Regions from separate parts of the Mus musculus genome. Here region 1 is linked to region 2. Evidence: chromatin loops called from intact Hi-C (ENCODE). Cell type or tissue: heart. All regions are shown on one strand. Each heading gives the region's core, and the rest is flanking DNA. Links, peaks and the distances in the headings are about the cores only.

The links. A loop is a pair of places that touch in the nucleus more often than their neighbours do. Peaks named below come from ENCODE experiments on the same cell type or tissue, not always from the same donor. Only the 100,000 strongest peaks of a DNase experiment are listed, where the experiment ranks them.
Region 1: a loop joins it to region 2, with 2.5 times the contacts of the local background. A loop is called at or near these places in 1 of 42 quality-filtered maps.

Annotation. Positions count from the first base shown.
Region 1 is chr5:134,096,250-134,104,369 of GRCm38, reverse strand. Castor2 (cytosolic arginine sensor for mTORC1 subunit 2) reads right to left here and starts at 4,622. Exons shown (of 9, transcript NM_030719.3): 1 at 4,219-4,622. The coding sequence starts at 4,331. Gm15627 (predicted gene 15627) reads left to right here and starts at 4,729. Exons shown (of 2, transcript NR_166664.1): 1 at 4,729-5,244; 2 at 5,605-5,958. In heart, for the core only: a CTCF peak has its summit at 4,583; DNase peaks (open chromatin) are centred at 2,360, 3,889, 4,699 and 5,219; H3K4me3 peaks cover 2,396 bases; H3K27ac peaks cover 3,113 bases.
Region 2 is chr5:134,175,145-134,183,264 of GRCm38, reverse strand. It overlaps Rcc1l (reculator of chromosome condensation 1 like), which reads left to right and starts at 6,498. Exons shown (of 11, transcript NM_033572.2): 1 at 6,498-6,865. The coding sequence starts at 6,551. It also overlaps a transcript of Gtf2ird2 not described here. In heart, for the core only: a CTCF peak has its summit at 3,232 (motif pointing left); no DNase peak of the experiment used is centred there; H3K4me3 peaks cover 140 bases.

The DNA of each region.
Region 1 (8,120 bases), core at 1,725-6,724, 80 kb after region 2:
CCAGTGAGGGGCTAGGGGCGTGGCTCAGTGGTAGAGCCCCTGCCTAGAATCCTCTAGTGAGGGGCTGGGGGCGTGGCTCAGTGGTAGAGCCCCTGCCTAGAATCCTCTAGTGAGGGGCGGGGGGCGTGGCTCAGTGGTAGAACCCCTGCCTAGAATCCCCCAGTGAGGGGCTGGGGGCGTGGCTCAGTGGTAGAGCACCTGCCTAGAATCTCCCAGTGAGGGGCTGGGGGCGTGGCTCAGTGGTAGAGCCCCTGCCTAGAATCCTCTAGTGAGGGGCGGGGGGCGTGGCTCAGTGGTATAGCACCTGCCTAGAATCCCCCAGTGAGGGGCTGGGGGTGTGGCTCAGTGGTAGAACACCTGCCTAGAATCCCCCAGTAAGGGGCTGGGGGCGTGGCTCAGTGGTAGAGCCCCTGCCTAGAATCCCCCAGTGGGGGGCTGGGGGCACTCAGTGGTAGAATGCACTTGCTGTGTATGCAGGAGGCCTGAGACCAATCCTCAGTGCTGCAAAAAAGAAAGAGGGTGCAAGAGAACGCATGAAGGTCAGTGGTTTGATCTTGTGCTCTTGACTCTTTCTGAACAGCACACTGCAAGCAGAAAGGCTGCTGGCACTCCTGACTATGGGCCTCCTTTGCAACCTGTGCTGGCAAAAACAGAGCTTAATCCACAGAGATGTAAACTCACATCTTGGGCTCGGTCCCTGATCTCATGACCTTGAGCAAATTAATCCCTGAGCCCCAAGTGCCTTCTCTGTAAAAGCTATGTCACTGAGTTGTCATTCCCTTAATACACTAGGATATAGGCCTGTACTTGTAGACTTGATCCCCCTTCCTGCCTAATTCCTACTAAGATACTGCATATAATATAAAGCCTCCTCCTCCAGGTGGGCTGCCAGGCTGCCCTAACCGCTCTTTTGTTTGCTTTCTTTATTAAAAATTATGCATATATGTTTAGATACGTGTATGCACATTAGTGCCGATACTTGCAGAGGTCAGAAGAGGTCACTAGGTCTCTTGAAGCTGGAGGTACTGGAGGTTGTGAGCCACCTGGCCTGCGTGCGGGGAGACAAACTAGGTCCTCCCCCGCAAGGGCAGCAAGCAGCCTTAACTGCTGAGCCACCTCTCCAGGCTTGGCCTTCCTTTTTTCTATCCTGCTGGACCATGTTTCTTGACTTCAGCTTTTTAAACTATGATTGTGTCTTTCCTTCCCGGGACTGGGTGCCTAGCTCTGCACAGGGAGGGGTATATCTCTCTCTACATAGGGTAGCCTGTGTCTACACTGGGGTCAGCAGCATCCAGGTAGCGACCGAGTGTCTTCTAGCACCATTCTCTGCCCCATGATCTACCTGCTTCACCCCAAGGAGACACCTGGGAGAGAGAGAGAGAGAGATTGAGAGAGAGAGAGGAAGTGACTAAGTCTGTGAGGAGGGTGGAGGCAGGGGAGTGCTTGGGGAGGCTTCGGGGTGACGTCACTAATCTTGAGGGCTGAAGTGGAACTGACAGGGGTGTAGGGGACATTCCAGGAAGAGATGAACGTACAGATGTGAAGAGGGAAGAGAAAGCAGGCGAAGGGCTGTTACTAGTGTCTCTACTTAGGGAGATGGCTCAAGACAAAGATTCTGGATCCAGGTTCCCCAAAAGCCCCCCCCCCCCCCCCCCGCAACGCCACAGCAGGGGCCTGGCCCTGTAGAAACAGTTTCAACAGGCAGTGGATGTTCCAGGGAGTCACCATTGGGGGGAAGGTCAGTGCTAATAAGAACCTGGACCACAGTGGAGGGGAGAGAGTCAAGAATTACTCTGTGCAGGGCTTGCTGCTGTAAATAACTTAATAGCCGCACACCAACACTCCTTTAGAGACATAGCTGGCTTTAAATATGCTTTGAATGACCCACTCATTCAGTGGGTCCTGGCTGTGCTATGTCCATTTCACAGACACACAGACACACACAGACACACACACACAGACACACACAGACACACACACACACACAGACACACACACACACACACACACACACACACACACACACGGACAGTGAGCTGGCTTGGGCCACTGGGGCACAGACACACACAGACACACACACACACACACACACAGACACACACACACACACACACACACACACACACACACACACACACACGGACAGTGAGCTGGCTTGGGCCACTGGGGCTGATTCCAGCACGAAGCCACGCCTGGGCTCAGAGTGCATAAGTGCAGCAGCTTGTCAGTTCTCAGAGCAACTATACTCAGCAGTTTCTAGAGTTAGCGTCTGAAGACAAGGAGGTGACCTTTGACCTCTGAGTCATCTTGCAACTGGACCGGTCACTTGGGCCTATCTTGGAAGGGAGGAGGGGTACCAACCCTACAAGGGCACAAGGTGTTTCTGTGGTCAGGTAGGCCAGTATGAGCTTGTCTCTGGGCCTCAATTTGAGACCTTCAACTTGGACCCTGGGAGTGACATATGAGGGATGCTCATACACACACAAAAAGGCCAGACCCTTCACCAAGGCACAGGGAACAGACAGAGCCAGCCTTTCTCTTGTCTTTCTAAAAAGAGAAAGAAAAAAAATGAAAAGTTCCCCTAAAAGCCCTCTTTTCTCCAGCCTGAGAAAGAAAGGAGGAACCAGGAGGTTGTCAGGGGCTGTTGAGGCCAGAGGTTGGCAATCTGGTACCTCCAGCTTCTGAGTCCTGGGGATTGCCTGGAGAGTGGGCAGAGAGCGAGCGAGTGGATACAGGATTAGAAGGTGGTGACAGAGGGGCTTCTTGCACTTGGGGGGTGGGGAGGGAAGCGTGCTCAGAACCTGAGCTGTTAGCTTTGTTTTCAAATGACCTGTTTAATGATTTACCTGGGGCCATCCAAGGAGCAAGGGGCTCCTCGGACAAGGGAGGTAAGGACTCCAAACCTCTGGTCCCCGCAGATATGACAGCTCTCAGAGAAGAAAGTAAACACTGGCAAAGCTACCTAGCTGGCTTCATCTGCTAAACAATAGCCCTGACCAAGCTCAGAAATAGCCCTGTCCAAGTCAGATCCCTAAGGCAAGAACTTTTAACAGGCCCTTCCCCCTGAGCCCAACTGGTAGGAGACAAGACAGCAAGGCAGGGGAAGGAGGGAGGGGTCTGTGTTTGCTGTTCATTTAACTTAATCTTGACCCATAACGTATCCATTCCTTTGGCAAGGAGGTAAGAGCATCCTCGCTTTAAATCCCCCTCCCCCCCTCCCCCCAAACCAGACCCATCATAATGGTAAGTGAATGGTAAGGGGTTTGAGTCAATGGTAGCTTGCTCCAATTCCCACTGCATAAGGGGAAATGGGCAATGAAAAGAAAAGGTAGTCTGACTAATCTAACAGGAGTTTATGAAGTCAAACACATCCAGCAACGGGAAAAAAAAAAAATCTAAGATTAAAAAAAAATATTTTTTTTCTTCTTTTTCTTCTTACCTCCCAAGGCCTTCCACTATTTTTCTCCCCCTGGAACATCCAAGCCCAGGTTCCAGGCAGATCCATCAACACGTCTGCTCCTCCCCTTCCATGGTTCAAAATCCCCCCCCCCCCCCACTTCGCTGGACCCCCAAAGAGAAAAGAAATCAGCGACCCTGGCCCTGCTGCCCCTCCCCCGCTGCCTGCACCTCTTCTCCCCTCGCAGGCACCTGGAGATAAACATCTACTAATGATTTTATGATATTTCTGTTCTGGGGTAGACCGACCTCAGCGCCATCCCTCCCCGCTTGCCAATGGCTACAGGGGGGCCGGCCCAACTGGGAGGAGGGTAGTGGTGGTGGTGGTGGTGGTGGATGGATGGGGGGATGGGGCGTGTTTAGTTTGTAAATTTCCTCCTCCAGATCCCCACACCTGTTTTTCATTCATTCATTCGTTCATTCATTCATTCACGGATGCATCATAGAGGCCATTTAGGGAGGTTACTCGGGATCTCGGGGAAGGGACTGAGACGGGAGGGGGGGGTGTTGGGTGTTGGTGGCAGCAGTTGGAGGCGCAGTGGGGTGGGGGCTTCTGGGTGGAGGGGACCCCCACTAGAGAGCACAGGGGTGGCTTTGTCCGATGCAGGAGAATGGCAGAGATTAGGGGGGGATGAAGTTGTTTTGCACTGCGTCCCCCCGGGGTGCGCCTCTTTGTCTGTCCCGGGGCTGGTACCATGAGCCCCCCCCGACACCCCCCCCCCCCGTCAGCCATCCCCTCGCCCCTTACTCTCTTTCTCTCACCTGGTCTTGGAAGACAGGAAGGCAAGTTTGATGAGGCCGTAGGTGAAGAGCGGGATACTCTCCTTGGCGACGCTGGCAACTTGCAGCCGGTGTTCCAGAATGTGCAGTTCCATCGTCCGCCCAGGGCTCCTCCACGGCGGATCATCCGCGGTGGCCCGAGTTGGGGGGGGGGGGACGGGGACGAGCCGCGGCCCCCGCCCCCTGTGCGCCCCAAGCCGTGGGGCAACCGGCCCAGGGAAGGGGGCCCGGAGCTCGATGCCGGGTTGATTCGTACTCGAGCCAGAAAAAGGAAGCTTGGCAAGTTGCAAAAAAAGGAGGCCTGGGGAGGACCTGCGGGGTGCAGCAAGCTACGGGGTGGACAAGCAAACAGCGCCCGGCTGAGCGCGGCGCCCGGCGCAGCAGCAGCTGGTGTTCGCTGTAACAAACAACTTGCCACTCAAACGCCGGGCCCGTGATGCGCAGGCGCCAGCCGGGAGGCCACGCAATGCCAATCGGGATTTGTAGTCCGCGCGCGCGCTTTTACGCGGCCCTCCCCCCAACCCCCCGGACTACTCCAGCTTGCTGATGTCAAGCCAGGGGGGCTGGGCTGCTGCGCCACGGTGCCCTGGGAATGCAAGATTTCGGGGTTCCCCAGGGACACAGAGGAACCCGATGGGACATATAGGGAATTTGGAGCGGATTTAAGCTTAGATGCATGCTCTTTAATCGCTCAAACTCAGGATTAGGTACTTTCTTTGGGGTGTCAATCGAGAACCCCTTTCCTCAACAAGCAACTCCAGCGTTGGAAAAGGCCTGATCCTGCCAGAGGAGAGATTTAGAGGAATCGGTGATTGTCGTTCAGGGAAGGAAAGCAAAAGAAGAGTTGGGTTAGATAGAGAAGGGTGCCGGCTTCCTTGGAAAAGGGTGCTGGGGGCTGAATGAGAGCACGCAGGCAGGGGGAGGGGGGCGCTCAGAGGGAGAGCTGCGCGGCCTTCCAGGCAGAAGGAACACCGTGTCCAAACGCACAGAAGCGTGAAAGCCCCCACGGTACTGTGTTTGGCTTTGTTGCTGCGGAAAATGTGAGGGAGGATAGAGATAAGGCAGGCACGGGAACCAGGACCCGGGTCTCCGGGATCATGGGTGCAAAGCTGCTGAAGTAACTGTGGATCTGGGAGGGTGGAGGGGTAAGGGGGAGCGGGAGGGGGTTACCGGGGTGAGGTGGAGAGCGGAACTGAATCTGAATGAGAGTTATCCTTAGTGTTTCTAACCCCAGGCTTGAGTGCTGTATGGGGGACCTGTTTAGCAAATATTCTGCCCGCCCCTCCCGCCCCTCTCCCTTTCATGGCTGACTAGGTTTTGAAATCCTCTAGGTTAAAGTTACTGACTAGTGCTTTTGCCCTTTGGCAGAGTGCTTTGACGTTGTGGTGGGTCAAGTCTACCTGACGAGGCGAACAGGGAACTCTTCGGGGAGAAAATCCTGCCTGTCAATCTCATATTCTCAGTTCCCTTCTATCAGATGGGGGCTTATTGTGCTGCCTCATACCCACTAAAGGGCGTGAAACCCAGAATTCTCACTATGTCTTTTAATGTAGTTAAAGATTGGGCCTTCGAGATGGCTCAGTGGGTAAAGACGCTGCCAAGTTTGCTGACCTGAGTTCGATCTTCTGGACCTTGGAAGGAGAGAATGGAACCCTGCAGGTTGTTCCTCTGATTTGTACATGCGTGCACACACGTAATTTCAATAAATAACTGATAGCTCTATTTTTCTTTTGTTTTGAGACAGAGTCTCGTTTATCTCATGTTATCCTTCATCAAGTCTATCTATAGTTGAAGATAACCTTGAACTTCTGATCTTTTCGCCTCCATTTCGGTTGCCTGTACAGAGCCACATCTGGTTTATGCTGTGGTGGGGATGGAACCCAGAGCTTTGTACATAGTAGGCAGACAGTCTTAACACTCAAGTACTCCCAGCCTTCTTTTTCTTTACTTTTAACTAAAAACTTAATAGAAAAAAACCCCATAATTTTGTGTATATAGGTGTTTTCCCTGTATGTATGTATGCATGTATGTATGTATGTATGAATGTGTGTGTCACAAGCATGCTTGGTGCCCAGGGCACTCAGAAGACAGTGTCAGACCCTCTTGAACTGGAGTTAGTTACAGGTGATTATGAGCTACTCTGTGAGTGCTGGGAATTTTACCCCAGATCCTCTGGAAGAGCAGCCAATGCTCTTAACCATTGAGCTACACTAACTTTTATTTACTCTAAAAATTTGTTTTTATTTTTATTTGTGTTTCTGTGTCTCTGTGTGTATATGTTGTGTCTGTGTTGGGAATATGTGTGCCCTAGAAGGCCAGAAGAAGGTATTAGATCCCAGGGATCTGGAATGACAGATGGTCATGAGTTCCTTGTCATGGCTGCTGAGAACTGAACTCAGGTCCTCTCTTAGCCACCAAGGCATCCATCCAGTCCTTATTTTTTGTTTTCTGAAAATTTGGATACTGGTTTTCCTGTAGCCCAAGTTAGACCCGAACTCTTGATTTTCCTGCTCCTACCTCCCAAGTTCTTGGATTGAGGGTGTGCCTCTACCACACCTGACAGACCATGCAGAAACTGTTTCAAGCTGGGAATTTAGCCAGTGGTAGAGTGCTTGCTCAGCACTGTAAATAAATACAATAAAATATTGGGCATGATGGCATACATTTAAATTCACTGCTGGGAGGTTGATGCAGGAGGATTATTGTCAGTTGGAGACTAGCTTGGGCTATGTAGTGAATTCAAGGCAAACTTTAGCTACAGAGTGAGGATTTGTCTCAAAACATCCACTACTAACTTAATCAAATGAATAAAATAGAAGGCTTGTCTGTTTCCCCTTCCTCAAAAAAAATCTCTGTTCCATACAGCAATTATTTTGGGGGCTGGTGAGCTGGCTCAGCAGGTAAAGGTGCTTGCTGTCAAGCTGGATGCTCTGAGTTCAAGCTCCGTGACCCACTTGGTGTAAAGCGATAACCAACTCCCTAAAGTTGTCTGATTGTTTCTGCCTTGGTCAGGGTTTCCATTGCCGTGGAGAGACACCGTGACCAAGGCAACTCTTATAAAGGACAACATTTAATTGGGGCTGCCTACAGGTTCAGAGGTTCAGTCCAGTATCATCAAGGCAGTGTTATGGCAGCATCCAGGCAGGCATGGTGCAGGAGGAGCTGAAAGTTCTACATCTTCATCTGAAGTCTGCTAGGAGAAGACTGCCTTCCACGGAGCTAGGATGAGGATCTTAAAGCCCACACCCACAGTAACACACCTACTCCAACAAGGCCTCCTCTCCTAATAGTGTCACTCCCTGGACCAAGCATATTCAAAGCACCACAACTTCCATATGTACACACACACACACACACACACACACACACACACTCACACACTTGCTCTTTTTAAGTAAACATAATAAAGATCTAAAAGACAGTACTTTTGGTGTTCTCTGCTGTATTCTCTCTGTTAGCAACAGCATCAGGGAAGGTCATTTGTTCAATATCTAAGAAACATACATTCACATGCCTTTGCAATGAACTCTAAGGTCCAGAAGGCTCAGATAGGAATGTGTCCAGGAGGCCAGCTTGGTGGCACGTATTTATAATCCCAGTATTTGGAAGGCAGAGAGTCAAGAGTTCAAGAGTCAAGTCAGGAGTTCAAGGTCATCCATCCTCAGCTACATAAAGAGTTCAAGGGTTGGTGAGATGTCTCAGTGGTTAAGAGCACTGGCTGCTCTTTCAGAGGAACTGAGTTCAATTCCTTACACCTATATGGCAGCTTACAACTATATGTAGCTCCAGCTTCAGGGGATCTGGCGTCGTCACACATAATATACATGCAGGCAAAACACCAATGCACATAAAAATAGATCATTAAAAATAATTAAAAATAAAAA
Region 2 (8,120 bases), core at 1,006-6,005:
CTCTGTATGCACCCACACCCGCTTAAAAAAAATAAAATATTTAAAAAATACTTTTAAAGATTTGTTGCTTGGTGTACATGCCATTAATACTAGCATTCACAAGGAAGAAATAGGCAAATCTCTCTGAGTTTGAGGCCAGCCATGACTACATATAAGATCCTGTCCCAAAATAAAATGAGAACACTTTGTTCATATCAGGAAAGGCTGTGTAGCTTCCGACATAGTTTGTATTTGCTCGTGTTCTTGAGCTGGCTCCAATAAATCCTTTCCTCCCAGGTCACAAGTGGGTCACTGATTGCTAGATCCTATGGTGTTCGTCCAGCCTGAAAATCTCTTGCTCTGGCTACTTGTCAAAATCAGGTCACTCACCCTTGCAATGTGGCCTTTTAGGGCACAGTGCTTGGTGGCTGTTCTGGCTCCCACTCAATCTCCTTTCTTCCCACTCTCAGATTGCCATGACGTTTCCTACTTTCTGTCTCCAAGCTCTGCTGTCTGCCCTCAGTCCTTGACTTACTTAGTTTTAGGATTATTAAATAACATTTCCGTGTTGGGTGGTAGTACAGGCCATTAATCCCAGCACTCTGGAGGCAAAGGCAGGGGGATCTCAGAGTTCAAGGCCAGCATGGTCTACAGAATAAGTTCCTCGATAGCCAAAGATATGCAGAGAAACCCTGTCTCAAAAAGCATAACAATAACAACAAAACAAAAAAAAAAAGGCCCCCAAAACATTTACAGGATTTACAGGTCTTCAGTCTAGACCAGTCCTCTGAACTGGAGATCTGTGTAGCCAGAGTCTGTTTTGAAATCTCCACTCTCGAGATGACCAGCCTCAGGAGGACAACATGGCGCACCCTCTCCCTAGTCTTCTCCTCCTCCCTATCTCAAGGTCACAGGTTTCAGCCTACAATACTCGGATCCCATGGGATGGGAGCAGGTGCTGGAGGGCCTGCTTCATTTCCTGACAGGAAGCAGAGGAAGGAAGAGGGAGGGAGAGGGGGAGGAGAAAGGAGGGAAAGGAAAGGCAAGGCAAGAAAAAAGAAGAGACTTAGAGCTACATCATCAGTGAGCCACTTCCTCCAGCTAGGTCCTGAAATTTCCAGAGCACCCCAAATAGGGTAATCAGCTGGGGTTCACGTTTTCAATATATGGACTGGGGAGGACACTACCCCGACCATAATAGCTGGTTGAATTTTCCTCCCTCCACCACCCCCTGCCCCTCCCCCCTCTTCCTTCCTTCCTTCCTTCCTTCCTTCCTTCCTTCCTTCCTTTCTTTCTTTCTTTCTTTCTTTCTCTTTCTCCCTTTCCTTCCTTCCTTATTTTCTTCTCTCTCTCTCTCTCTCTCTCTCTCTCTCTCTCTCTCTTTCTTTCTTTCTTTCTTTCTTACCAGGCTGGCCTCCAACTGCCTCCTGAGTGCTGGGGTTAAAGACTTAAGCTACCACATCTGAGTAAATATATCCTAACTTATTAAAAAGAAATAGCCAGGCAGTGGTGGCACACATCTTTAATCTCAGCACTGGAGAGACAGAGGCAGGTGGATCTCTTGAGTTGGAGCCAGCCTGGTCTACACAGCAAGTTCCAAGATATAGCCAGGGCTATACTGAGAAACTCCCACCTTGAAAACAAACAGGAAAAGAAAAGAGGGGAGGGAGAGAGGAAGGAAACGGACACACACAAGTGTGTGGTACCATCTGGACTCCATGTGGACATGTGCACACACAAGCACACAGGTCCTAAAATAAAATAAAAAGCACTACTCGGGAGGCAGGGGCAGGAGATCTCTGTGAGTTCAAGGCCAGCCTGATTTACACAGCAATCTTCACGTCAGCCAGAGCTGCATAATGAGACCCTGTCTCAAAAGTTATAAATAAGCTACACATTGCAATCATAAAACATAAGCATCAGCAAGAGAGGCTAATTAAGAAAAGTGGGTCGTGTTTAGCAACCAGCAGAGTGCAGGATCCGCTCAGGCTGGTGGCCCGCACCCGTGGTGACACTGGTGAATGCTGCCTTCATGAGCAGGAGAACTCAAGGGTGAAGTGCCATTACGACTGTAAGTGCTACTACTATAGTAGTTAGCGTCTCTCAATTAACTCAGGAATTTAATGCAATCTCAATAGTAAAACCCAGTGGAATTTTATTACTGCTACTTGACAAGATGACTTTTAAATTTTCATGGAAGTAAATGTTACGCATAGCAAAGTCAATTTGGTGAGAAAAGAAAAGAGAACAAAACAGGCACCCTTGAATAAAAATGAGAACATACGGCACAGCTTCCGGAGCCTTGTTGTAGGATGAATTCATTTTTTTCCTTCCCCTGTTTTATTTCCAGACAAGGTCTCATTGTAGCCCAGGCTGGCCTCAAGCTCACTATGTAGCCAAGGATGACCATGAACGGATCCTCCTGCCTCTGCCTTCCAAGTGCTGAGAAGAGAGGCTTTTGCTCAGTTCATGTTCATCTTCCTCATAGATTCTAAATAGTATTTCAAACACTGAGATTATGTTTGTGGTAGACAATAAATTATTTTGGGGTAACGAGATATCCGCTTGGCCTCATGGGGTGGCACACACCCTCAATCCCAGCACCTCAGAGGCAAAGACAGGTGAACTCTGAGTTCCACACCAGCCTGCTTTACATAGTGAGTTCTAGGTGAGCCAGGGCCATTCAGTCAGGTCTTGTTTCAAAAAGAAAAGAAAAAAAAAGTCTATTAACAGTTTTTAACTGTGGGGTGGTGAGATGGCCCAGAGGATGAAGGCACTTGCCTTTTGAGTCTGAAATTCTTGAGCCCATCCTTGGAAGCTCCATGGTGGAGGGCGAGAAGTGACTCCCTAAAGATGCTTTCTAACTTCTGCACGTAACGCTGTGATGTGCATTCACCCCCAAATACATAAATGGAACATATTTTATTATGTTTTAAGATTGAGACTGGACTTGGTAGTGCTTGCCTGTAATCCTGGCACCCAGGAGGCAGAGGCAGGAGATTCAGGAGTTCAAACAACACAGCAAATTAAATACTAGCCCGGGCTACGTTAGACCCTGTTTCAAAAACCACAAACATTTACTTCTGTTGGGCTCTGGCTAGAACTCAAGAACTTGCACATACTAGGTGATCATGTTATCACTGGGCCACACTCCCTGCTTCTGACTACAATTGTAAATCTCATTCGGAGAATTCGACTGTTGTGTCCCTTGTCACAAAACAAGAACCAAATTGATGGGCAAGCATCGCCACCTAGTGGCCATGATTCACACTGTAGATGTCCTCTTGGTTGCAATTTTCGAAGGTTTTTTTTTTTTTTAAAACTTTTATTTATATGCATGTGTGCATATCTGTATGAGTGAATGCCACATGTGTTCAAGGGACCCTGGAGACAAGACGTCTATGTCAGAATCCCTGAAGCTGGAGTTGTTAGGTGGTTGTGAGTCACCTGATATGGGACCTGGGATCCAAATTTGAGTCCTATGCAAGTGCAGCAAGCACTCTTTTTTTTTTTTTGGTTTTTCGAGACAGGGTTTCTCTGTATAGCTCTGGCTGTCATTTGTAGACGAGGCTGGCCTAGAACTCAGAAATCCGCCTGCCTCTGCCTCCCAAGTGCTGGGATTAAAGGCGTGAGCCACCACACCCAGCTTTTTGGCTACTTTTATCTTTCGAACTAGGGTTTCACTATGTCAGCCAGACTGGCCTGGAACTAGGTATGTAGACCAGACTGGCTTCAAACTCAGAGATCTGCCTTTCTCTGGCTTTGGAGTGGTGAGAGTAAAGGTGTACACACCGGGCATGGTGTACAGTTCCTCCTTCACCATGCCTGCCTGGATACTGCCATGCTCCCACCTTGATGATAATGGACTGAACCTCTGAACCTGTAAGCCAGCCCCAATTAAATGTTGTTTTTATAAGACTTGCCTTGGTCATGGTGTCTGTTCACAGCAGTAAAACCCTAAGACAACACCTAATGACATCGTTCCACTCACACACCAGCTCCTTGCCAGACTGTTTAGTCAGGAAAGATACTTTGGCATCCGTAAACCGTCTTCATCCTCTTTCATTTTGCCCTCCATAGTCCAGATCTTTTTTGGGGAGTGGGGATGGGATAGGGTTTCTCTGTGTAGCCCTGGCTGCACACAGTCCTGGAACTCACTCTGTAGACCAGGCTGGCCTCAAACTTACAGAGATCCACCTGCCTCTGCCTCCTCGGTGCTGGGATTAAAGACCTGTGCCACCACTGTCCGGCTTTGGTCCATATCGTAAGACACACACACGTCCTCACTTCTTGCCTTGGCTTTCCGGGGTTGGATTGACTTTGCTTTCAGTTTATACTGGGAAGTCAGGTCCCTCCTTGTGAGTATCAAGTGTCTTTCTTGGTCCATGCTCTGCTCTCCTGAGACCTGACCTGAGACTGATCTGGATACTGTAAGCTGAAGCTTATGAATCTTGCAGCCGCATCCTGTGGTGAAGCATCCCCTTTGGGGAAGGACTTCGCCTGGATTCTAAACAACAGGAGGTGTGTCCCTTATCACATGAAAGCAATAGGCCAGCTGACTGCCGGCCTTCTTGGTGATTTACATCCCCACTGTAGCGGAGAGCTCTGTAAAGCTCTTTTCTGGGTGCCCCACCTTTTAGTTTACTTTGCATTTATTTTGTGTGAATGTGTGGGGAGATGCCCATGATGCTGAATCGGCCCGGAGGTCAGAGGACAACTTGCAGGTGTCTGTTCTCTCCTTCGGCCCCCACGTGGTGGTCCTGCCTGGGATTTGGGCTTGGCGGCACACACCTATGCCCTAAAGCCATCCTGTTTGTCCCCCATGTATCCCCTTATCTCATTGGAGGATTTTGCTTTATGAAACAGTGCTACATCCTGGCAAAGCGGTAAGAACGCAGCGATGCCACACTTCACAGACTAGGTGTGTAACATATCCTTGAGCTTGTCTTGGGATTAAGTACACATTGGATGAAGTATGGGGCTTCAGATGGACCTCAGTTGACAGTGTGTTTCTAGCATGCAGGATGCTCTGGGTTCCATCCCAGGACTGTGTAAACTTGGCATAGTGGTGAACACTGGAGATAGGCAAAAAGGTCAAGAGTTCAAGGCCATCCTTGGGTACATAATGAATTCAAGCTCAGCCTGGGCTACATGAGACCCATCTGAAGGAAAACTAATTAGTACGTTCCTGTTTATCAAGAAATACACACTAAGGATGAGCAAAGGGAGTTCGGGGGGAAGGATCCACTCTGTATTAGGGGATAACTTTTAGGAAGCCCTGCCATGGACTGTAGTCTTTATTTCAGGGACTGAATTTCTCTGTGTAGCCTTCATGCTGGAATTGAGATCTAAAGGAAGTAAGAAGGGCCCCTGGAAGCCAGGTGTAGTTTAATCAGGGTTGAACCTGGCACACTGGCATGGGTCTGTAATCCCATCACTTGGGAGGCTGGGGTAGGAGAACTGTAGTGAGGTAGAGGCTAGCCTGGGTTACAGAGTGAGACCCTGTCTTAGAAAAATATTCAATTAGAGGGCTGGAGAGAGGGCTCAAGAGTTAAGAACACTGTGCAACAACAATGACAAACAAAACAAAATACTGTTTACTCTTCCAGAGGACCAGAGTTCTAATTCTAGCATTCACATGGGGGTGTGTGGGAGTGGGGTATCAACTGTAACTGCAGTTCTAGAGAATCTAACACCCTCTTCTGAGGCCTCCACAGACACTATACACGCAGGGTACACAGATATACATGCAGGTAAAGTACCCATATGCATGAAATAAAACCGCCTAAAATAAACTAAATCAACCAATCAGTGCTGGGTATGGTGGCACACACCATTCAGGAGGCAGGGGCAGGTTTGAGTTATCCTGGTCTACAGGAACAAAGCAAGTTCCAGGCCAGTTAGGGCTAAATAATGAGATTCTGTCACAAACAAACAAACAAACAAACCATATATATTAATAGGTTTTCTTTCTTCTAGGGTGGTTTGCAATTTGCAGCAATATTCCTGCCTCAGCCTAAAGTTGGGGTTACAGGTGTGAACCACTGTGCCCAGCTACCTTCCCCAGTTTTGCTTCCATGAGATAAGCATCTAGGATGTTCCCTCTGTCTCCTTTCAGTATTTATACAAAACACTTCTTGGAATTGGGAGAGTAGTCTGTGTTAACCTATACCCTAAGGATGTGTGAGGACCTGGGTTCAATTCCCAGCTCCACCTAAGTAACTCCACACCAAAACTAACACACACACACACACACACACACACACACACACACACACAGAATTTAAAAAGGGGCAGTAAGAATCATAGAACACTTCACAGACATCTTCAAATAATAGCTTGACACTCATTTAAGTCCCCTACTCATGGATAGACGGTGAAGCCATAGCCTTCTCAAGTCTTTGCTTTCCTGGAGTAGTAATCATCTGCCAATAGTAAACATGGTTGTCTTTCCCTTAGCGCGTCGCCTTCAGCCAGTAGTAAGCATGGCCGTATCTACTTCCGCCAGGCTAGAGGTCAAGGGTGACACAAGATGGCGGCGCCCATAAGCGGTTGAGGCGTGACGCGGAGGATGTTGGCGGCGGCCCGGGCTCTGCGGGGGCCGCGGCCGAGGTGGCCGACACCGGCTCGCGAGCACTGGACACCGGCCGGCCGTTCGCGGAGCCGGCGAGAAGCGGCCGAGGCCGAGGCGGACGTTCCGGTGTTTCAGTACGTGGGCGAGCGCGCGGCTCGCGCCGATCGCGTCTTCGTCTGGGGCTTCAGCTTCTCCGGGGCGCTCGGGGTGCCCAGCTTCGTGGTGCCGTCCTCGGGGCCTGGACCGCGCGCCGGCCTGCGGCCCCGACGCAGGATCCAGCCGGTCCCCTACCGCCTGGAGCTGGATCATAAGGTGGGGGCAGTGGCATCCTCGCTGGCATCTCTTAGGGAACTTTCTTCCCCGCGTGGCCGGATTTCCGGGAGCAATGACCTCCGAGATCCCGGGATCTGCAGAGGGAGGCATGAGGGGTGGCTGCCGAGAAGTCTGTTTCTCCCAGTGCTCCGTCCTTCACTGCTGAGCCTGTTTATCACGTCTGTGGATCTTGGGGTCTCGTTCAGCATTTTTAGCAGTTTGCTTGTGGCTCGAGAGAGTTTGGTGTCTTCCCTTACTTTCTTGCCCATTGGCGTAGCTTGACAATCGCACCAAGGATTCTGCCCTTAGATCATTCGCTCAGGCCCCCCCCCCCCCCAAAAGGCCGGAGCTGTCACCTCCCAGTTACAGAGGATGAAAGGGAGTAGCAGAGAGGTCAAGTAAGGTCCAGGGCCCCACAGCTGGGTGTAAATGGTGGTATTTGTAACTTAGACTAGACAGCTCCCTTGAGGGACGGGACATTCCACAGGTCGGAGGTGTGTCGGCTAGAGTCAGTGATGGGCAGCCGGAAAAGGAGATGCTCATCTGAGCGGTTAGAGGGGAAATAGGAGGTTGCCCATGGAGCTTCTAAGGTGGCTCACGCCTTTAATCCCAGCACTTGGAGGCGGAGGCAGGCTAATTTCTGAGTTCGAGGCCAGCCTGGTCTACAGAGTTCCAGGACAGCCAGGGGTACACAGAGAAACCCTGTCAAAAAGGGGGGGCGGGGAAGAGGCTCACTTTTCAAAAGGGCTCAGCCCGGCAGCCGTGGTGGCTCACATCTGTAGTCCCAGGACTTGGACTGGACGGTTGAGACAAGAGGATTGCCACAAGTTGTACTCTAGCTTGGGCTACACAGTGAGACCCTGTCTTTACCCTCGAAATGCTGTTATTATAGCCGTGTGCAACCGTTTCTGGTTTAAGTGGTGCTGGGGACGGGGAACCCAAGGGTTTTTGCCCTACAAGCACTGTGTCCACTGAGCTACTTTCTCCCTCCCAGTTCTCTTTTCTATACAGAGGTCTTTTTGCTTCTAGCTACCTGGTTGTGTTAACATCTTTAGTTGGAAACAAACAAACAAGCACCCACTCACCCTTTCTTTTGGTAGCAATAAAAAGTATTTATTTATACTTTATAGAAGTGTGGTTTGTGATGGTGGGAGTCAAACCCAGGATTGTGTCACATTGTTAAAGGCAAGTGTTCTACCACTGAGCTATACTGCCAAGCCCTACAGTTTTTTAATTTATTTTTTCTGATGTGTGT